Regions from separate parts of the Homo sapiens genome. Here region 1 is linked to region 2. Evidence: read pairs that join two places in POLR2A ChIA-PET (ENCODE). Cell type or tissue: GM12878. All regions are shown on one strand. Links, peaks and the distances in the headings refer to the core of each region. The heading gives the core; the rest is flanking DNA. Region 1 has its middle 61 kb from the start of ARSJ. Region 2 has its middle 13 kb from the start of CAMK2D.

Region 1 (4,403 bases), core at 226-4,225, 270 kb before region 2:
TCTAAGGTTAGGGCAAATGGCAAAGTATTTAAGTTTACAGAAGAATGAGGTCTGATTAAGCATTAAAATAATGTCTTGATTATAAGAATTGTTGAATGGCAAATTGAGTTACAGAGGAAGTCATGGAACTTGTTTTGTAAAATAATACGATCCTAATGAGATCAGCCAAAGTCAAAGATGTGAGGTAAGTGAAGTCTATCTGTGTACCATACATGCACTTCCTATTCTAGGTCTTAACTTCCTACCTCCGTCCACTTACGTTTCTCCATGGCTTCCCCACTCCTCTATCAGATCTCACCAAGCAGTGTATACAACCAACCTACCCTGTTAGAATCCACATCTCATCCATGCATTGCTCTTTCTCAATCAAACTTAACACCTTGTGAGCCATTCACTAAAGTTACTGTTAGCCATTCCCTAAAGTTAGCCATTCCCTAAAGTTACTGTTAAAGTGGGCTAATCACAAAAACAATGCCAGAAGTATATGTTAATGATTGCTGCTTGCTTTATGTATTTTTTGAACTACTGAACTATAGAAAGACAAAAAAAAATTATTTTCTTTGGTAAGTGTTCAAGTCTTACTTTAGGTACTTCGATTGTTATAAAATATTGTTGCTTCATTTAAATTATTTCTAAACTGCAGAAGACTCAATTTTGAGTGAGATGTTTCTTATATGCCAGTTTGAATTTCTAAATAACAAATTACATTAATAGTAAGATGTTCTCTGCCAACTGACAAAAGAGAAGCCTAAATTCAGCACTTTTTTTTTTTTTTTTGAGGTGGAGTCTCACTCTTGTTGCCCAGGCTGGAGCGCAGTGGTGCCATTTCAGCTCACTGCAACCTCTTCCTCCCAGGTTCAAGCTATTCTCCTGCCTCAGCTTCCTGAGTAGCTGGGATTACAGGTGCCCACCACAACGCCTGTCTAGTTTTTGTACTTTTTAGTAGAGATGGGGTTTTGCCATGTTGGCCAGGCTGGTCTCGAACTCCTGACTTCAGGTGATCTGCCCACCTCAGCTTCCCAAAGTGCTGGGATTACAGGCGTGAGCCACCATGCCCGACCAGCATTCTTTATCTATAACAGGATTTGAGATTTGATAAAACACACATGTGTTAAGAAGGAAAAAAACAGTAACAATAATTGGCTAGATTTTAAGTTATTTTGATTTATTAAGTGATATTGTACAAAAATGTTATGGTATTTATTTGTGGAATTCGAAAGTGACCAAAGCTCATAATATCAGACAATCTGACCATGTAAGCCAGGCCAAAGAGATTATTACTTAATAAGCACTTTAATAAGAAAAAAAAGTTAATACATTAAAAGGCAGAGTTTTTAATAACAGAAACATTAACTATAACTTATTATTTCATTTCACTCTTCAAAGGAAGTCAGTGGACAAATGATTCCAGTACGCTTGAATAAAAGTAGATTGTTACATGCATGTAACAGCTGCAGGCAATGCCCATTGATTGGGATCTTTGTCCATGCTACAAGATAAAAATCTCAGCAGAGATTCCAAGAACACAGAGTCATTGGTTTCCATATGTTCACAAATTGCTAAGATGTTACACTATTACCTGACATCTACATAAAGAATTCATGCATAAACAAAGAGGCAATAAATTAAATTCCAAAATTATTTTAGTTGGCATTTAAGAAACAAACATCGGGGCAAAATTGATCTCTGATCTTGATCTTAGCCTCTGCCTCTCGTTTCTCTCCTTAATGTGCTTACATATGAATTCCCTTTCAGTATTTGTCACTCACCTCATCAGCTCTGCTCTACTCATAATCCAGAGATCCAGATCCCTAAGACAAACCAGAACAGTGCCCCAGTCCTAAGTGTGACTTGTGGGATGTCTAGCTCATATATTAATAGCTGCCTGATTTGGGGATTTGGCTGTACACTGTCCACTCCATTGCCTCTCTGGACAGAAGGCCAACTGTTAACATTTTCGCCTTCTTTTCTGAGCTTAGGTATTTGTGCTTTCCCACCTTCCCTCCTAACCTCTGTGGTTTCTGATAGAGGCTTTTCACCCAGGGCTGAAGTTTCTGTTTCAGGGTGGCCTCCCAGGCTGAACAGAGTGGTTTTTACCATGTGTGGTTACAGATGCTAGAGATAAGTGAGGAAGGAAAGAAAGGGATCTATGTTTTGGATGACCTATTACTTTCCAGAAAAGGACCTAGCCTCTTTACATGGCTTCCACTCAAAGCAACACTGTAAATTATGATTATTAGTTTCACTTTCCAGTTTAAAAAACTGAAAATCAAAAATAAAGTTTGCATATTTTATGCTGCTAAGCTGTCAACTGGAAGACAGGGTTTCTACTTCTGGCTTTGCTACTGAGTGACTTTGGTCAGCTCCCTCAATTTTGTTAGCCCTCAACCGCCACATCTGCAAAATACTGTTATTGTTACCAGGCTGATCTCTTTGAGGCCCAATGTTTCTCAAGTTCTGTGAAATTATGATAGAAAAAAGTTACTTCTGTGATTCAGATTGTTTAAATTTGATAGTGGGTAATGGGATTTCATTATACTATTCTCTTTACTGTTTTATACAGTTAAAATTTGCCATAAGAAACGTTTTTTAAATCTCTATTATCTAAGGAACAATACACCAGCCCATTTTCACTAAAACATGTAAATTAGTGGTAATTTAGAAATTATCTTAATTATCTTCATATTTATTTTGCACATGAAACAGGCAAAAACTGCTACCAATGGCAATTGAATTTTTCCATCTGTTCTATATTTTGCTAAAACAAAATTCTTATGTAATAAAATCAAACAAGAATATTCTTCTCCACTTAGAAATAAGTGGAATGCTTATTATCAAGCATTTCGTTTCTGTGGGCACCCACTCTGGTATAACTAAACCATATGTTTTATTTACAATTCTGCCAGACTTTCCCCAGATTCCTTTCTTTAAAGGGTCTCTAGCTGGACAAGAGACCTATGTTCTAACAGACACTTTCACCCTGGTTATCGTTGAGTAGAGAGTTAGAGACTCTGATAGCTAGAAAATCCACCCATTAAACCACACCACTTCTGCTGGGGCATGCAATGTTCACCAAAAATGAGCAAGTTAATTGAATGACAAACAATTTCCCACATTACTAAGGTTTCAAAAACAATGCTATGTTCTCTTTTGAAAGTTCAGAGTTATGAACAGTAACAATTATCCCACTTCAATTCCATTCATTCAAATAGTGAAAGCTGGAATGCTTAAAATACAAATAACTAGCAAAACTCAACCAGATGTTTATCACGGGTGATTTTATTCTATTTTTTTTATAGCTTAAATTCCCTGAACCAATTGAGGAGGAAATAAATAATCTAAGTTTTAAAATGTTTCCTTTAAATTTTTATTTAGTTGCTAAACTTTATCGTCTATAAGTTCAGAAAAGAATGGGAATTCTTACCTACCTTAGGACTATCTGTTTTTCTGGAATGGCAATTTCCCTGCACTCTTCAAAATTCAATGTGAGGCATACATTTGATTGGTTGAGAGGCCCTATTTGAAATGTGGAATTAAAGAGGTACTGCTTTATTGTGTCTTAAAATACTTAGACTCTCAAGCCAATTTAATATTTACAGATTGTTCGTGATTGTGAAACAATTGCATGTTAGAGTCCAGATGTATGAGTTTGATATTTCAAAATTCATTAGTTCAAAATTCAACTCTGGCCCACCCAGAAACATGAGATTAAACAAAGAGACCAAAAAACAACACATTCATCACATAGCCACTTGGTTGGTACCAGCATCCTCCAACACATAAATGTAAAGCACACATCTCTGGACATGAAAAAATTAGTCAGAAGTACTCTATTGTAGAAGAAAGTAAATGATTTTAAGAACAGCCGTTACTGCTGCAGGGAGGGTAAATATTTGATTCTGTGACACAGAAAATACTAAGCAAACATGATCCTTTAAAGAAAGGGCAGAGATAGGCATATGGTACTTCCAATCAGCATTTCCAAATATTCTCATCCCACCAAAAGAAAGAACAGAAACAATTCTTAGTGAATACTTGAGAGAAAAATTACAGATATGAACAGTTTTGTAATGGGAAAGAGGCTCAATGAAATAGAGTTTGTTGAGACAACAGGACCTTGGAGATCAGAGCCTTTTTATAACTCATTCTTTTCCTTTTTGCACGTTCAGGCCCACATGATGTAAAAAGTACCCATTCTGTATGAAGAGGTTCAAATGACCAGCTCTAAACGAAGAGTTAGAGGGATGGAAGAGTTGATCCCAAATACAGGAATTAAAAATTGGGGCTAGAAGTTCAACTTAGTTTCCAGTTACATGTAAAAATGGAGTCAGTAAATGTAGCCCAAGACTCATGTTTGAAATAAATTTGTAAAATGCCATAAGCTTCATAATTTTACCACTTTT
Region 2 (4,403 bases), core at 240-4,239:
GTTGGAAAAAAAACAGGGTCTTGTTACACAACCAGGAAAATTTAGGCACGCGGATGCATTGGAGGGTGAGTAGAGCAGGGTTTATTGGGCGAAAAGAAAAAAGGAAAAATAACTCTCAGCAAAGTGAGAGAGAGTACTGCTAGCAGGTTTCCCGCCTCACAGATTGAATCCCAGGTCACCACACAGGAACAGGAGAGGCCAGGTTCCTCCCCCTTGCAAATGGCGGGAACTTCCCAAGGCTCCACCCCGTCTTCCCAGTGCGCAGATGGGCATCATTCAGGAACAATCAGTCGGGAAAAGCCTGGCTTCATCCAGGACCTGCAGTACGGCTTTTCAGCCGTCAGGCTGCTTTAGGCTTAAAGGTGGGGTTTTGCCGGGGACCCTTGGCTGTCTCCTGTCTCTATCAGTAACATGGCTAATGATGTTTTTGGCACATAGTATATGCTAAATAAGTAATAGTTATTATGGAAGGAATGCATACGCTGGGAAATTTATTTTAGGACCTAATTTCTTAAGTTGTTCTCATTTTTAATATAGAAGGTGACCAATGGGAATCATAGAAGACTGAAGCCATAAGCTGGTAGTTTGGAAGAGGTGGCTCAATAGGTGAAACAGTCAGGAGACATGGCAGTCACTGAGCCATGATAATAAAAGCTCCCTTCATGATGATGGCATGTAAGTGGGAAGGAATAAATCCTAATGGACAGATGAAAGAAATACTTTTAATACAGAATCTATGGGATTTGATACTTGTTGGAAATTAATACAAGGGAAGAGCAGTCAAGCATTATTACTCCGATTGAATTTGAATAAATAGGAAAATTGTACCGCAAGCAGATATTGAAACTTTAGAAAGGATACACGTTGTCAACAAAAAGGAAGTGGGAAATAAGAATGAGCTATTCAGAACTACTGAGACTAATTATCACAATGTGTGATTTATCTATATGGAGATAATGGCTAAGGGCTTTGGCAGTGTTATACATGCCAAAGCAGTGGGAAAGACCCAAGTTTAAGAAAAAAGGAAAGGAAGAACAAGGCAACAAAATGAATAATGAAGGAACAATTCGTAGCAGTAGAAATACCAGGAGAACTGGAATTGAGAAAGTCCAAGGAAGACAGTTTCAAGAAAAGATGGTGTAATACGTATGTATTTGGTCTTTGTCACCAGTTTCTGGCACTCAGCTTCTAAAACCCTTGAAATCTCAGGAGTTGTCTCTTTTGTAAGCTAATGAGATGACTGGTGGCTGTGGTCCCCCAGATAGGATGGGTTCTGGTCACTGGAAAAGCTAAAGCATGAATAGAGGGTTAGAAACTTCAGCCCCTCCCCTCACTCCAGGGAGAGGAGAGGGAGCTAAAGACTGAATTAATCAATATGGCCTGATTTAATAAATCATTCCTCCATAACTGAAAACCTCCATAAACAACTCTAAATGATGGGTTTTGGGGAACAGCCAGGTTGATGCACACTTAAATTTGGTCCATGTGCTGGGAGGTAGCACACCCCCAATTCCATGGAACAGAAGCTCCTGCATTGGGAACCATTCTGGGCCTCTTCACCTGGCTGTTCATTTGCATTCTTTAATAAGGACACCCTCCGTAACCACATATAAGTGGGAAGGAATAAATCCTAATTGGAGTTGAAAGAGATACTTTTAGTACAGAATTATAGGATTTGGAAATTGCTAGAAATGACAAACAAGGAAACATCAGTCACACATTATTACTCCAAGGATTGTAAACTCCTATCTCTTATAATAAAATGGCCAACTGTTTTCCTGGGTTTTGTGAGTGTTTCTAACAAATTATCAAACCTGTGGAGGGGAATATGGGAACCCCTCCCCATAATTTATAGCCAGCTGGTTATACATACATGTGGCAACCTGGGACTTGGGACAGAAGTCCGAAGTGGGGACAGTTTTGTGGAGCTGAGCCCTTAACCTGCAGAGTCTGTGCTAACATTTGGTGACTTCATGTTGGAATTGAATTGAGTCAAAACAGTTCAGAAGTGGTAACTGGCTATGCAGATTTCTATAGATTCACATGAGGTTGAGGCTTAACTCAGTTGGCTGGATTTGATCATTGGGAGTCCTTGGTCATAAGCAGGATCCTCAGAGTAGACGGATGGAAGCCAGACCGCACAGACTTAAACAGAGGGCCGTGATAGCTATTGACAGAATCCACATGAACGTTAATCCTTCCTTCACATTTCTGAAAATATCCACATTCTGACCTTGCCAGCCTGTTGGAAGAGCCTAAAGATCAGGAAGCAGATCTTGGAAATGGGATAAGGATTTGAGATGGGGCTTGGGGGTGAAGCCAGGAGAAAGGCATTAAGAAAATGAGTTTTCTTAGCTGGGCGTGGTGGTGCATGCCTGCAGTCCCAGCTACTCAGGAGGCTGAGGCAGGAGAATTGCTTGAACCCAGGAGGTGGAGGTTGCAGCAAGCCGAGATTGTGCCACTGCACTCCAGCCTGGGTGACAGAGTGACACTCTGTATCAAAAAGAAAAAAGAAAATGAGTTTGTCTCTAGTTGCTGGGATATGCAGTGAGGATTTAGGAAGTTTATCATTCCTTTCCCCTCCTTACAACTTAGTCTAGATTTGCAGACCATTACTTGAATTATCTTAATATAAAATAGAATACTAAATTGGGGTATGGAGGTACCAGAACCAGGGAGAGGTAAAAACTAAAGGTGATCCCTAAAAGGAAGAGAGGAAAGACGGGCTTAGCCAAACTTCTATAGCAGGACATATTATAGTAACTACAGAAGTAGTGTGTTTAGAAAACAAGTCACCAATCTCTCTGGAAAAGCAGTGCTGACTGGCTGATATTATTTGACACTTAGGGACTAGGGTTGCTAATTAGCAAAGAAGGAAATTCAACTGATTTTCCTCAGAAAACAAATTACTTCTACAGTCCATTTGCTCACTTCACACTGCTCTTCCCCTTAAAAATCAGCCAAACTTAAATAGCTAAATATTTTCAGCATTGCCCATCTGAAAAGTATAGATATCTATGAGTATCTAGCTGTGGCATAGGAAATGAATAAAAATATGGAAGGTAATATGCAGTGATTAAAAATACAAGCTTTGGGGCTCAGCCTACCTGAATTTGCTTCCTTACTCAGTCACTTCCTTTGAACACACATGACTGTGCCCGTTTCCTCATCTATAAAATGAGGATAATAGACAACTATCTCAGAAGGTTCTGAGTCATATAGCAAACACCCAACAAATGTTACCCGTTACTATTATCTTAGATATTCTTGAGTATTAAATTTGAATTGACCCATATTTTCAGTGAGAAAGTTATTTAAACATTTTGTACCCACGTTTTCTCATTCATAAAATGAAAAATATTATATATCTTACCAGATTACTGTGAAACTAGGCCATGCAAAGAAGTTATTCCTGGTCCCTATCCTATTTCCCCATCACCAAATCTCAATCACAGAGCTTACAAATTCCGCACTTCTGATTCTGGAATCTACATTCTAATACACAAATATACGTAAATTCAGAAGTTGTATTTCTTTGTAGTACTCCTTGCTTTTTACTGTACAAGTAAAATATATTCAATGAAGGAAAATTTTAGGCAGGGCGCAGTGGCTCACCCCCGTAATCCCAGATGTGTTCGGAATTGGTGGGTTCTTGGTCTCACTGACTTCAAGAATGAAGCCACAGACTCCAGCAGTGAGTGTTAAAGTTCTAAAACATAGTGTGTCCGGAGTTTCTTCTTACGGGTGGGTTCGTGGTCCGGCTGACTTCAGGAGTGAAGCTGCGGACATTGGTGGTGTGTGTTACAGCTCTTAAAGGCGGCGCATCTGGAGTTGTTCGTTCCTTCCTGTGGGTTCGTGGTCTCGCTGGCCTCAAAAGCGAGGCTGCAGACCTTCTAAGTGTTACAGCTCATAAAGGCAGCACATACCCAAAGAGTGAACAGCAACAAGATTTATTGCGAAGAGCAAAACAACAGCTTACCCAGCACTGAAGGCGACCTGAGCGGGTTACCTTTGTTTGCTTGGGCAGCCTGCTTTTATTCCTTTATCTGACCCCACCCACATCCTGCTGATTGGTCCATTTTACAGAGAGCTGATTGACCCATTTTACAGAGAGCTGATTGGCCCATTTTGACAGGGTGCTGATTGGTGCATTTACAATCCTTTAGCTAGACACAAAAGTTCTCCAAGTCCCCACCAGCTTAGCTAGACACAGAGCACTGATTGGCACATTTACAAACCTTGAGCTAGACACAGGGTGCTGATTCGTGCATTTACAATCCTTCAGCTAGACATAAAAGTTCTCCAAGTGCCCACCTGACTCAGGAGCCCAGCTGGCTTCACCTAGTGAATCCCAATCCCGGCGGCGTGGAGCTGCCAGCCAGTCCCCCACTGCACACCCAGCA

The links. ChIA-PET counts read pairs that join two places held together with the same protein. Peaks named below come from ENCODE experiments on the same cell type or tissue, not always from the same donor. Only the 100,000 strongest peaks of a DNase experiment are listed, where the experiment ranks them.
Region 1: POLR2A ChIA-PET joins it to region 2 with 5 read pairs; 2 of 35 experiments call an interaction of 5 or more read pairs at or near these places.

The regions. Positions count from the first base shown.
Region 1 is chr4:114,038,407-114,042,809 of GRCh38, reverse strand. No RefSeq gene overlaps it. Among named protein-coding and RNA genes, the nearest start is that of ARSJ, 61 kb to the right of the region's middle. In GM12878, for the core only: no CTCF peak of the experiment used is centred there; a DNase peak (open chromatin) is centred at 2,069.
Region 2 is chr4:113,772,719-113,777,121 of GRCh38, reverse strand. No RefSeq gene overlaps it. Among named protein-coding and RNA genes, the nearest start is that of CAMK2D, 13 kb to the right of the region's middle. In GM12878, for the core only: no CTCF peak of the experiment used is centred there; no DNase peak of the experiment used is centred there.